Regions from separate parts of the Homo sapiens genome. Here region 2 is linked to region 1. Evidence: chromatin loops called from intact Hi-C (ENCODE). Cell type or tissue: MCF 10A. All regions are shown on one strand. Links, peaks and the distances in the headings refer to the core of each region. The heading gives the core; the rest is flanking DNA.

Region 1 (5,393 bases), core at 338-5,337:
GCAAGCAGTCATTTAAATTTTTGTTCAAAACAAAACCTTTCTGGGCAAGCATGTGAATTTTGAAGTAAGAGACTTAGGTTCAGACCCTAACTCCTAGCTCTGTAGCAATGAGAAAGTTAATTGTCTGCCCTGGGCCCAAGTTTCCTCAACAGAAAATTGAGAATACTTACCTTATTTCTAAAGTATCCTTGAAAACTATCACTTGATATTATTAATAATTATGTTTATAGATAAAAACTAGTATTTCCAGACACTACTTGTATCAGAAATCAGTTTATAAAATTTGCATGTTTGGAAGATAAACTTCGAAGCAAAAAGATTTTCATATTTAAATTCAAACCATGGCTATCTAGAAGTTGAGATTTTTTTTTTTAAAGAAGAGTTTTTATTTTGGAAATAATTTAGAAAATTACTTATTTCTGATTGGAAAAAAGACATCTGTAAGTATTTAATGCTGACAACACAGGATGCAGCTGTGCAAATATAATTTTTTATCATTCTTCTCAGGCAATATAGAAAAAAAAATTTTAGAACACTAAGAAATGACTAGAAACATTGAAAAGCCAACTAAGGTGCTTTCAATAATTGGCAGACAGCAGATAAATGAGCCTGTGAATTACAGCCAAAGAAAGCCTCCTTCATATTGATTTAAATATATATTGATCTTATTCTGCCCAGAAAAACTACTCTACTTGATATACCTAAATATTCTTGATATCATCTTCCTTAATTTTACAGGCTGTAGTTCTATTACTTTGAGTCTGATACTGTGTCTTTTGATGTCAGTTAACACACTTGACAATTCAAAACCAGAAAACAGAGATATCAGGTATACAAATCATCTAGATATTTTATCTTTAAAAAGCCAACTTAAAAAGACACTCATGCTTGGAATCCTGGATTCCTGAAATTAGGTCTCCAGAAAATGATAATTCTAAATTCTAAACAAACTGTGACCATCAGGCTTTCAAGAATCACCTGAATAAGAGATCTGTTATGTAGAAGGTTTTATATTCAGGAAATCTTCCAACCATTCTAAACTTCATGGTTTATTTTACCCATTTAAGTGATAGTTGTGGCTACATGTTCATATACATTTTATTGCAAAAGCATAATTGTCATCAGATATTTTAGGTATCTTCAGTGGATGTCTACTCACCTTGAGGTATGTTCATGGGTTTATCCAGTCTTCTTTTATTGTTACTGTCCTAATCACCTTTTTAAGAACTAACTTTCTGACACTAGAATGGCCCATATGTTCCATGATGCCAAGAACCACACTGACTTTGTTTACTGCCGTATTCTAGCTAGCAACCATACAGTCTACCACAAAGTTGGTGCTTAATAAATGTTTATTGAATGATAAATTTCAAACTTGTGGAAGCCCATGCACTTGGTGAGAAACCAACCATGACAGTACTCCTAGATTTGTCTTTATTTTCCTTAGCAGTCTTCTGGTGTTGACACTATCCACTTACAGCATTCTGTCAGGAGGCCTATATGATGACTGGGAAACATGAAGTCTTAAATTACCCAAACTCTGTTTGCCAGGTATTCTTATGCCAAGCCTAGCAATGTACCTGGCTCTGCCTCAAATATTCATGTGTTACTGCAGACACATAATGGAGTGGGTGGGATTATGTGCAAACATGCTTTTGAAATTGTTGAACTGTGAAATATTTCAATGCAATCGCATTCACCCATCCTTCACTTAATCTCAGATATCTGTATCTGAAAAATGTAGTCTATTTTATAGCCACATAATTTTTATCAAAAATTAAATAAGTAAGAGGCAGAGATGGTGCCCTCCCATCCCTGGAGCCAGCTATACACATTGTCCACTATAAAACAAAAAAGAAGAAAGAAAAGAAAAGGAAAAAAGAAAAGAAGAAAAAGAAAGGAGAGAGAAAGCTAGCCAAAATCATACAATGAACATTTCTAATATTTTGATTCCTCCTGTTGCCCTTCCCCCAATTATTCCTCAAGAAAGGAAAGGGGACACTCAATATTTAAGTGTCCCTATGTGACAGATGCTTTATGTGTAGGATCTAATTTAACACTTACAACAATGCTGGCATATAGATATTACTTACACTAATTTACACATGAGACTCCTGGAAATGAAGTGAACTTCCCAAATTAGTGAACATCAGAGCTAGAATTTGAATCTTTGCGTGTTTGATTCTAAAACCTATGTATTACATCTCAATATAATAAATGTGCACTAAAGTTTACTACCCTTAAAGAAATATCAGACCTGTTTAACCATTTTTTTTTCTCACCTGTATTTTAATTACTGTGCTGTTTTTAGACTTTTTCATGGTGAGAGCAGAATAGTGTGGGGACCCCATTAAGGGAACTTTTCAAAAAGGGAATTTATAATGTGTAGCTAAAAACTATGTAAGTGTTTAAGTATCTATTTTGCTACTTCAGTTTCAAAGATTATTTAGTTCCAAACGTCAGAATTATTGAAATAAACTTTTCACTGTGTAGAAATTTTCTCTCAAGAAAAAAACTTCCTTGCTTTTTGAAAGTATTATTGGAGCAACCTAAAGGGTAGTACAGAAGCCTTGTTAGAACAGATTACTTCAGTCAGCAACTCTGTACAGACACAATCTGAAAGATTTGTGAATTTGGGTAAACACTTCTGGATACCGAATATTTCTGGGTTCCAGCCTGGTTTAGGGGCATATTTTAAATAAACAGGTATCAGTCATTGCTCTTTTCTATCTGTGACTATAATTTCTTAAACTGTTGAAAGAATGGGCTAACCTTTCCATGCAGCACAAACATAATCATTCCCCATGAGTTATTTGGGCTGGGGATTAGATATAATTTTGTTGTCTATTATTTCATAAAATTCAGGTCAAAAACCAATAACAGTATGTAATATGATGTTTGCTTCTAAATGTTTCCTGGAAACTCATTCATATTTATATGTCCACTTTGCATATTTTTACTCATAGTAAGTATGCAGTATATATTTAATTGAATTATAATCTTATATTTTGTCACAGTTGTACACAAATTGCAATCCTTTCTACTCTAATCAGATATACTACATCTAAAGCAGAATGAATTTTGTATATTTCATTAATTACCTTTTTCACATATAGGGATTTATTTTAAATAAATTGAATTTGGAAACTTTAAGACACTAATAGTATTATTTTTATTTTACCTTCCAGCAAGGAGAAAAGAAAGAAAACCAACTTTTATTGATACTTATTATGTGCTGTTCCAAACAACTTGCACAAATATTATCAGTCATAGCGTTGTTCATATACCAGTAGATGGTGCTGTTATTACCTAACTTCACTAAAACCATACCATCTTGCTTTTGCTTACATTCATTGCAGTGGGTTTTAGGTTGCAAAGCTTATACATCCAAATAATGATTCGCTATTTTGTTAATATGAAATAAAAATTATATTTTAGAACTATGGAATTTAGAATAGTGTCCAAATAGCAACCTATGTCTTGAATTTTCTTCATACAAATTCTTCCTGATGGGAAGAAGCAAGAACCTTCTTCCTCTAAAATCCAGTCACTGGTCTTGAATTGATCCCTGAGGCTCATGTAGAAACAATCTGTTAATTTATTATTCAGTAATTATTCATGGAGCATATTCATTTCCTAGGGTTGTTGTAACAAAGTACTGCAAACTGGGTTGCATATAACAACATATATTTATTTTCTCCCAGTTCCAGAGATTAGAAGAACAGAATCAATATGTTAGCAGGGACATCCTATCCCTGAAGGCTCTAGGGCAGAATCTGTTCCATGCCGTTTTCTTAGCTTCTTGTATTCCCAGCAATCCTTGGCATTCCATGGCTTATAGGTGCATCACTTCCATTTCTGCCTCCATCATCCCATGGTGTGTGTCTGTGCATTTCTCTTCTTTTTTTATTTTTATTTTATTATTATTATACTTTAAGTTTTAGGGTACATGTGCACAATGTGCAGGTTAGTTACATATGTATACATGTGCCATGCTGGTGTGCTGCACCCATTAACTCGTCATTTAGCATTAGGTATACCTCCTAATGCTATCCCTCCCCCCTCCCCCCACCCCACAACAGTCCCCAGAGTGTGATGTTCCCCTTCCTGTGTCCATGTGTTCTCATTGTTCAATTCCCACCTATGAGTGAGAATATGTGGTGTTTGGTTTTTTGTTCTTGTGATAGTTTACTGAGAATGATGATTTCCAATTTCATCCATGTCCCTACAAAGGACATGAACTCATCATTTTTTATGGCTGCATAGTATTCCATGGTGTATATGTGCCACATTTTCTTAATCCAGTCTATCATTGTTGGACATTTGGGTTGGTTCCAAGTCTTTGCTATTGTGAATAGAGCCACAATAAACATACATGTGCATGTGTCTTTATAGCAGCATGATTTATAGTCCTTTGGGTATATACCCAGTAATGGGATGGCTGGTTCAAATGGTATTTCTAGTTCTAGATCCCTGAGGAATCGCCACACTGACTTCCACAATGGTTGAACTAGTTTACAGTCCCACCAACACTGTAAAATGTTCCTATTTCTCCACATCCTCTCCAGCACCTGTTGTTTCCTGACTTTTTAATGATCGCCATTCTAACTGATGTGAGATGGTATCTCATTGTGGTTTTGATTTGCATTTCTCTGATGGCCAGTGATTGTGAGCATTTCTTCATGTGTCTGTTGGCTGCATAAATGTCTTCTTTTGAGAAGTGTCTGTTCATGTCCTTCGCCGACTTTTTGATGAGGTTGTTTGTTTTTTTCTTGTAAATTTGTTTGAGTTCATTGTAGATTCTGGATATTAGCCCTTTGTCAGATGAGTAGGTTGTGAAAATTTTCTCCCATTTTGTGGGTTGCCTGTTCACTCTGATGGTAGTTTCTTTTGTTGTGCAGAAGCTCTTTAGTTTAATTAGATCCCATTTGTCAATTTTGGCTTTTGTTGCCATTGCTTTTGGTGTTTTAGACATGAAGTCCTTGCCCATGCCTATGTCCTGAATGGTAATGCCTAGGTTTTCTTCTAGGGTGTTTATGGTTTTAGGTCTAACATTTAAGTCTTTAATCCATCTTGAATTGATTTTTGTATGAGGTGTAAGGAAGGGATCCAGTTTCAGCTTTCTACATATGGCTAGCCAGTTTTCCCAGCGCCATTTATTAAATAGGGAATACTTTCCCCATTGCTTGTTTTTCTCAGGTATGTCAAAGATCAGATAGTTGTAGATATGCGGCGTTATTTCTGAGGGATCTGTTCTGTTCCATTGATCTATATCTCTGTTTTGGTACCAGTACCATGCTGTTTTGGTTACTGTAGCCTTGTAGTATAGTTTGAAGTCAGGTAGTGTGATGCCTCCAGCTTTGTTCTTTTGTCTTAGGATTGACTTGGTGATG
Region 2 (5,393 bases), core at 262-5,261, 160 kb after region 1:
AGTTAAAGAATACTGAAGCTAAGAACAATGAAACCCTATTTTCATTTTAAAGTACTGTTTCCATTTCCCTTTCATTTTAAATGAGTTAGACACATCAAATATTATAGAATAATGGCTTGCCCCAAGTAAATAAAAGCTCAATTTTATGTTTGAGTCAGTAAAATGCTGACACATATACAAGCAAAAACATCCAGGAGAGACATATTTCTAAATTTCTTCGCCACTGCCTGGCTCAGAGGTACCAAAGTCCTCCTTCCTCAGTGTCTCTCTGTGTAAAATGAGGGCATTCTGCTCCTGGTCTTCAGGCTCTAAAAAACAAAACAAAACCCAACAAAACAAAAAACTCCACTACAGGCCTACATGGTCTCCCCCATCCACCCCTCAAGACAAACCTTTAAAATATCCAAGAATAGAAACACAAATAGGTAGTGGGTCACAGACGCACTGAAATATGACCCAATTCAAACATAGGAAGTGCAGTTGCTTCAGTGGGTTGGAGCAAGTCACAGTGAGCATTCTGACACATTTGCCTCTGGTGGTGAGATTAATTGATGTACACTGGCCGGTTGCACTGCCCATGGGGAGCTTGGATACTATTGTACAATTTAGTTATTGTACACTTGATAGTATTGTACAATTCAGTTATTGTACACTTGAGATCTAATTCTTTGCATAAATTCCGGGAGTCACTCCTTCAGGACACTGGTGCACTTCTTTTTCCAGAGGAAATTTAAAAAGAGAAAGTTAATAGGGTGAACTACAGCTCCACTGCTGCTGCTACTCAATTTACACTCATCATCTCCCTTCACGTTGTCCATTCTAGATCTCCTTCACCTTCAGCTAGCATCTCTGCTGGTCTCAGTGGCTCACCCAGTGGCATGACTCGGTCCCGCATGTTTTAGAAATCTGAGCCCCCTGAGCACTGTACCCTTTGCAGATCGTGGTTGCTGTCTAAAGAGACACTCAAGTGAATCATGTAAGAACAATTGTTTAGCATAGTCATAGCTCAGGTATTCCTTGGAAAAAGGATGAAACGATACCTTTAGTTATGACTGTCTGATCACTCACAGGGAATAATTTTTCTCCTTGCTAACTCATTGGCATTTCCATTCCTTCCATCTCCCATCTCTTCTCTTTTTCTCTCATGCTTAATATGTATCAAGCATAGTTCTAAGTACTTCACATATAGTAACTTACTTAGTTCTCACAACAACCCTGAGATAGGTATATGTTATCCTCATTTTAGAGATTAACAGTAGTGTGCAAATAAGTTAAAGAAGTATCCTTAGTCACACAGGAAGTACATCTGGGGACCAAGATTTGACCCGATGCAGCCTGCTCCAGAGTCCATGCCTGTAACCACAGATGCTATTCAGGTATCAGTTAAAGTCATAAACTACACATACTTCCTACTTCCCAGTCTTGGTTAACAATGTGCTTGCTTATTGATAAAGGTCGCTAAAAATACTTGGCTCAATCCAAAGCACCTTAGTCAGCTTTTAGCTAATTTGCAAGTCTGTAAGATAGTTGTGGCTGAAATTGCTAGTTCCAAACAGCACTGCTTTACTTTGGACTGAATTTCAGTTGCAGCTGGCATTGTGGGCCTATTTGATTGACTCATTTATTCTTCATCTCCAGCCTGAAGCTCATCTGCAGCCTTTCAGCACTCCGCGTTCCAGCCACACCCTGTAACCTGCTGCATGTTTCCGCCTCTGTGCTTGGCCTGTGCTATTCCCACTGCCCATAGTGCCCTTTTCTTCCTTCTGGACCTTGGAAACATATTCCCATTCTTCCAGCCCTACCATGCCAGCCACTGGGGAGTGATGGTAACGTTACAATAACTTACTTATGCATCCTTTGCCCCCTTCAGATTGAACTCCTGATGATATAACAATGCATTATTCTTTTAGTGTCATTTCCCTATTTAATACCCTAGCACTTTGGGAAGCTAAGGCAGGTGGATTGCCTGAGCTCAGAAGTTCGATACCAGCCTGGGCAACATGGTGAAACCCTGTCTCTACTAAAATACAAAAAATTAGCTGGGCATGGTGGCCTGTGCCTGTAATCCCAGCTACTCGGGAGGCTGAGGCACAAGAATTGCTTGAACCCGGGAGGTGGGGGTTGCAGTAAGTTGAGATGGCACCACTGCAGTCTGCACTCCAGCCTGGGCAACAGAGCAAGATTCTGTCTCCAAAAGAAAAAAAAAAATTAATACCGTAAAGACACCAGGTTAATGTATAAAAATTTTCCCACGATAATTTTAAATGTGACAAAAACCCTTTTGAAGGTATCTGGCATTAAAACACATTAATAATTCCTTTTATGAAAGAGTTGTCCTGAGCCGAGTTCATAATCCTCTTACTTTCACTGTAAGACCTTCAACCTCTAAGGAAAGAAGCAGTGTAAGCAGAGAAATTAGCTGGGTTGTGATACACTCTCAAGTGACACATCAGCCACACCCACAGGGATCTTTGCAGCTTTGACGGTCCTCCAGAATGATGCCAGGTTGGGGCACAGAGGCTGGATACTTTTTACTCCTTCATCAACCAGTCATTGGATGTAGGCTCTCCTTAGAAGGGAGCATGACATTGACAAGGGCAAATGCCGAACAAAGGTGACATCCAAGGCTGTTTTCTGATAATAATCCCAGCAGGTAAGGGAATAAGTCTGCATCATTCCTGAAGGGGGAGGTGGAGGGCACATCACAACATCTACTCCAATGTACCCCTGTACAGTTCAGATCTAATTCTTTGTATAAATTCTGGGAGTCACTCCTTCAGGACACTGGTGCACTTCTTTTTCTGGAGGAAATTTAAAAAGAGAAAGTTAATAGAGTGAACTACAGCTCCACTGCTGCTGCAACTCAATTTATACTCACCATCTCCCTTCACATTGTCCATTCTTGATCTCCTTCACCTTCAGCTAGCATCTCTGCTGGTCTCAGTGGCTCACCCAGTGGCATGACTCAGTCCTGCATCCTTTAGAAATCTGAGCTCCTTGAGCACTGTGCACTTTGCAGACCATGGTTGCTGTCTAAAGAGACACTCAACTGACTCATGTAAGAACAAACATATTTCTTCCTGCCCTCGTTGTGAAGCATTAGCCTAACTTCAGTTTCAGTTAACCCTGACAAGATGATTACTTCACAGTGCCCAGGTGGCAGTAGCAGTTAGAGTTCAGTGTGACTCTTGATGTGTCCTCTGGTGGAAGGGTTCCTCCTTTGGAACCGGGACCCCTAGACACACAGAGCTCAGAGTTGTCGGGATGGGAAGCACAAACTCCTCAAATGGGTGCTGGGGAGCGGTGGTAAACAAGCCACTCCTGCTTCCACCCCTCAGTCCTTGCCCATGCATTCTACCTGTTGAGAACACAATCTCCTATTATACTTGCTGATTCAGAGTGTGCGCTGCATCCTGGAGTATGGTCGTCTGTCCTCTGAGCTGGTGCTTCAGCAGGGTAATCCTCTCAGCTGTGCCTTCAGCAGGAGGGGCCATTGCTCTTCCAGGCCAGCACCTTCTAGGTGGTAAAGTATGTGATATGGCCTCACCCTCACACCTTTTTTGCTGTGAAGTAGGGCTCTTGGTCTGATGCAGTGTTCTCTGGAAACTTATGCTGGTGGATCAAACACTTTGTAAGACCTTGGATAGGTCCAGTGAGCAGGAAAAAGAAACCCATACCAGGAATATATGTCTACTCTTGTCAAAATGAATCGCCAGCCCATCCAGACTGAAGGAGCATAATGTAGTCAACTTGTCAACAAGTGGTTTATTTAGTGATGATGCTACGTAAAGATGTAGAGTTGTTCTCTGTTGCTGGAACATTTGGCAATGGCAATAATAGATTGGCCAAGGTAAGCAGAAGTGGATGCTATTGGATCCATGTTGTTAGGCCCTGCTACCATGGCAACTCCACTCCTGTCCTCCTTTTGCCAGTGTTACATGGCCAATGACAGTGGCTAGTTGGTGTCAACTGTCTGAATTGTTTTTGGCTACCTGGCTGTGAAGTGCCTCTTCAGTGATGGGTACTTTCCAGTAGATATTGCATGTGATAGAAAAGTCTTCACACAATGTGCTCACTCCCATATATTCATCCACATGCCTCCTTGTTTCCAACCTTACAATCTTTCTCTTTACAGACCCCTTTCAGCTGGCCAAAACATTTTCCACTGCCTGTGTGTCTTGTGCCCTTGCGACAGTTCTCTTTGCTTATAAAGTTAATAACCTGTTGCACCAAAGTGCGGCCCATTGGCCACACCCAAGTCAGGCTATAAAGCAACTACAATCCGCTTCTGACTTACACCTACATGCTGAGCCATTCCATCTTTGAACCTCTTCTATCAGCTGAGCATGAGATGCCCCCTACAGCTGTGAGAGTGAACTCGGGGGCCGGGCGCGGTGGCTCATGCCTGTAATCTCAGCACTTTGGGAGGCCGAGGTGGGTGAATCACGAGGTCATGAGTTCAAGACCAGCCTGACCAACATGGTGAAACCCCATCTCTACTAAAAATACAAAAAATTAGCTGGGCGTGGTGGCAGGCACCTGTAATCCCAGCTACTCAGAAGGCTGAGGCAGGAGAATCGCTTGAACCTGGGAGTTGGAGGTCGCAGTGAGCTGAGTTTGTGCCACTGCACTCCAGCCTGGGTGACAGTGCGAGACATCATCTCAAAAAAAAAAAAAAAAAAAAGAGTGAACTTGGGGAGAGGCACTGGAACACATTGATAGGTGACATGGGGGTTCTGAGCCACCTGCTGTACAGCTTGCTTATACACTCTGGTCTCGCTTGGGCTCAATTCAGGATGTATCATTTTTGTGTTAAGATAGATTGCTGTGGGACCTTCCTGAACCTTAGTAGGTTTGACAGGGTTCAGCTCATAATGACAATTCTAGCCATAGGATAAGTTAATGTTCCATGATTGGGTGTTCCAACTCTACCCCATAGTATGACAGGAGCTGTTTCTGGATAAGTGTTTAACTGTTCTCTGCACATGACATGGCATTAGGAATCTGCATTGCCATTTCCGTTGGGTCTTGTCATGAAAGGAATCATCAATTGTGGCCCCTTTCCCATGATTAATGACGTTAAGACAATAGGGTCTGCTAACTTGCATGACCCTCATAGCAGGCCACTTGCCTATATCATCTGAAGAGCCCGTTCCTACTCTGGGGCCCACTCAGCTCTGGCAGCCTCTCAGGTCCCCTGGAATACAGGTCAGAGTAGTATGCCCAGGTGTAGGATATGCTGGCTCAGACTCTGAGCAGGCCTGTCAAACATAACAATTCTTTCTTTGTAGTGGGAGATGAAAGATACAATAATTTCTCCTTTATTTGAAGGCAATATTTTAGACCCCTGGATCCTAAAAATGCTACTGATGTAATAGGTCCTTGAAATCTGT

What was found. Hi-C counts contacts between places; a loop is a spot of excess contacts. Peaks named below come from ENCODE experiments on the same cell type or tissue, not always from the same donor. Only the 100,000 strongest peaks of a DNase experiment are listed, where the experiment ranks them.
Region 2: a loop joins it to region 1, with 7 times the contacts of the local background. A loop is called at or near these places in 2 of 110 quality-filtered maps.

Annotation. Positions count from the first base shown.
Region 1 is chr7:118,102,923-118,108,315 of GRCh38, reverse strand. No RefSeq gene overlaps it. Among named protein-coding and RNA genes, the nearest start is that of LSM8, 79 kb to the left of the region's middle. In MCF 10A, for the core only: a CTCF peak has its summit at 3,285 (motif pointing right); no DNase peak of the experiment used is centred there.
Region 2 is chr7:117,947,043-117,952,435 of GRCh38, reverse strand. No RefSeq gene overlaps it. Among named protein-coding and RNA genes, the nearest start is that of CTTNBP2, 76 kb to the right of the region's middle. RefSeq lists an enhancer at 601-1,800. In MCF 10A, for the core only: no CTCF peak of the experiment used is centred there; a DNase peak (open chromatin) is centred at 3,015.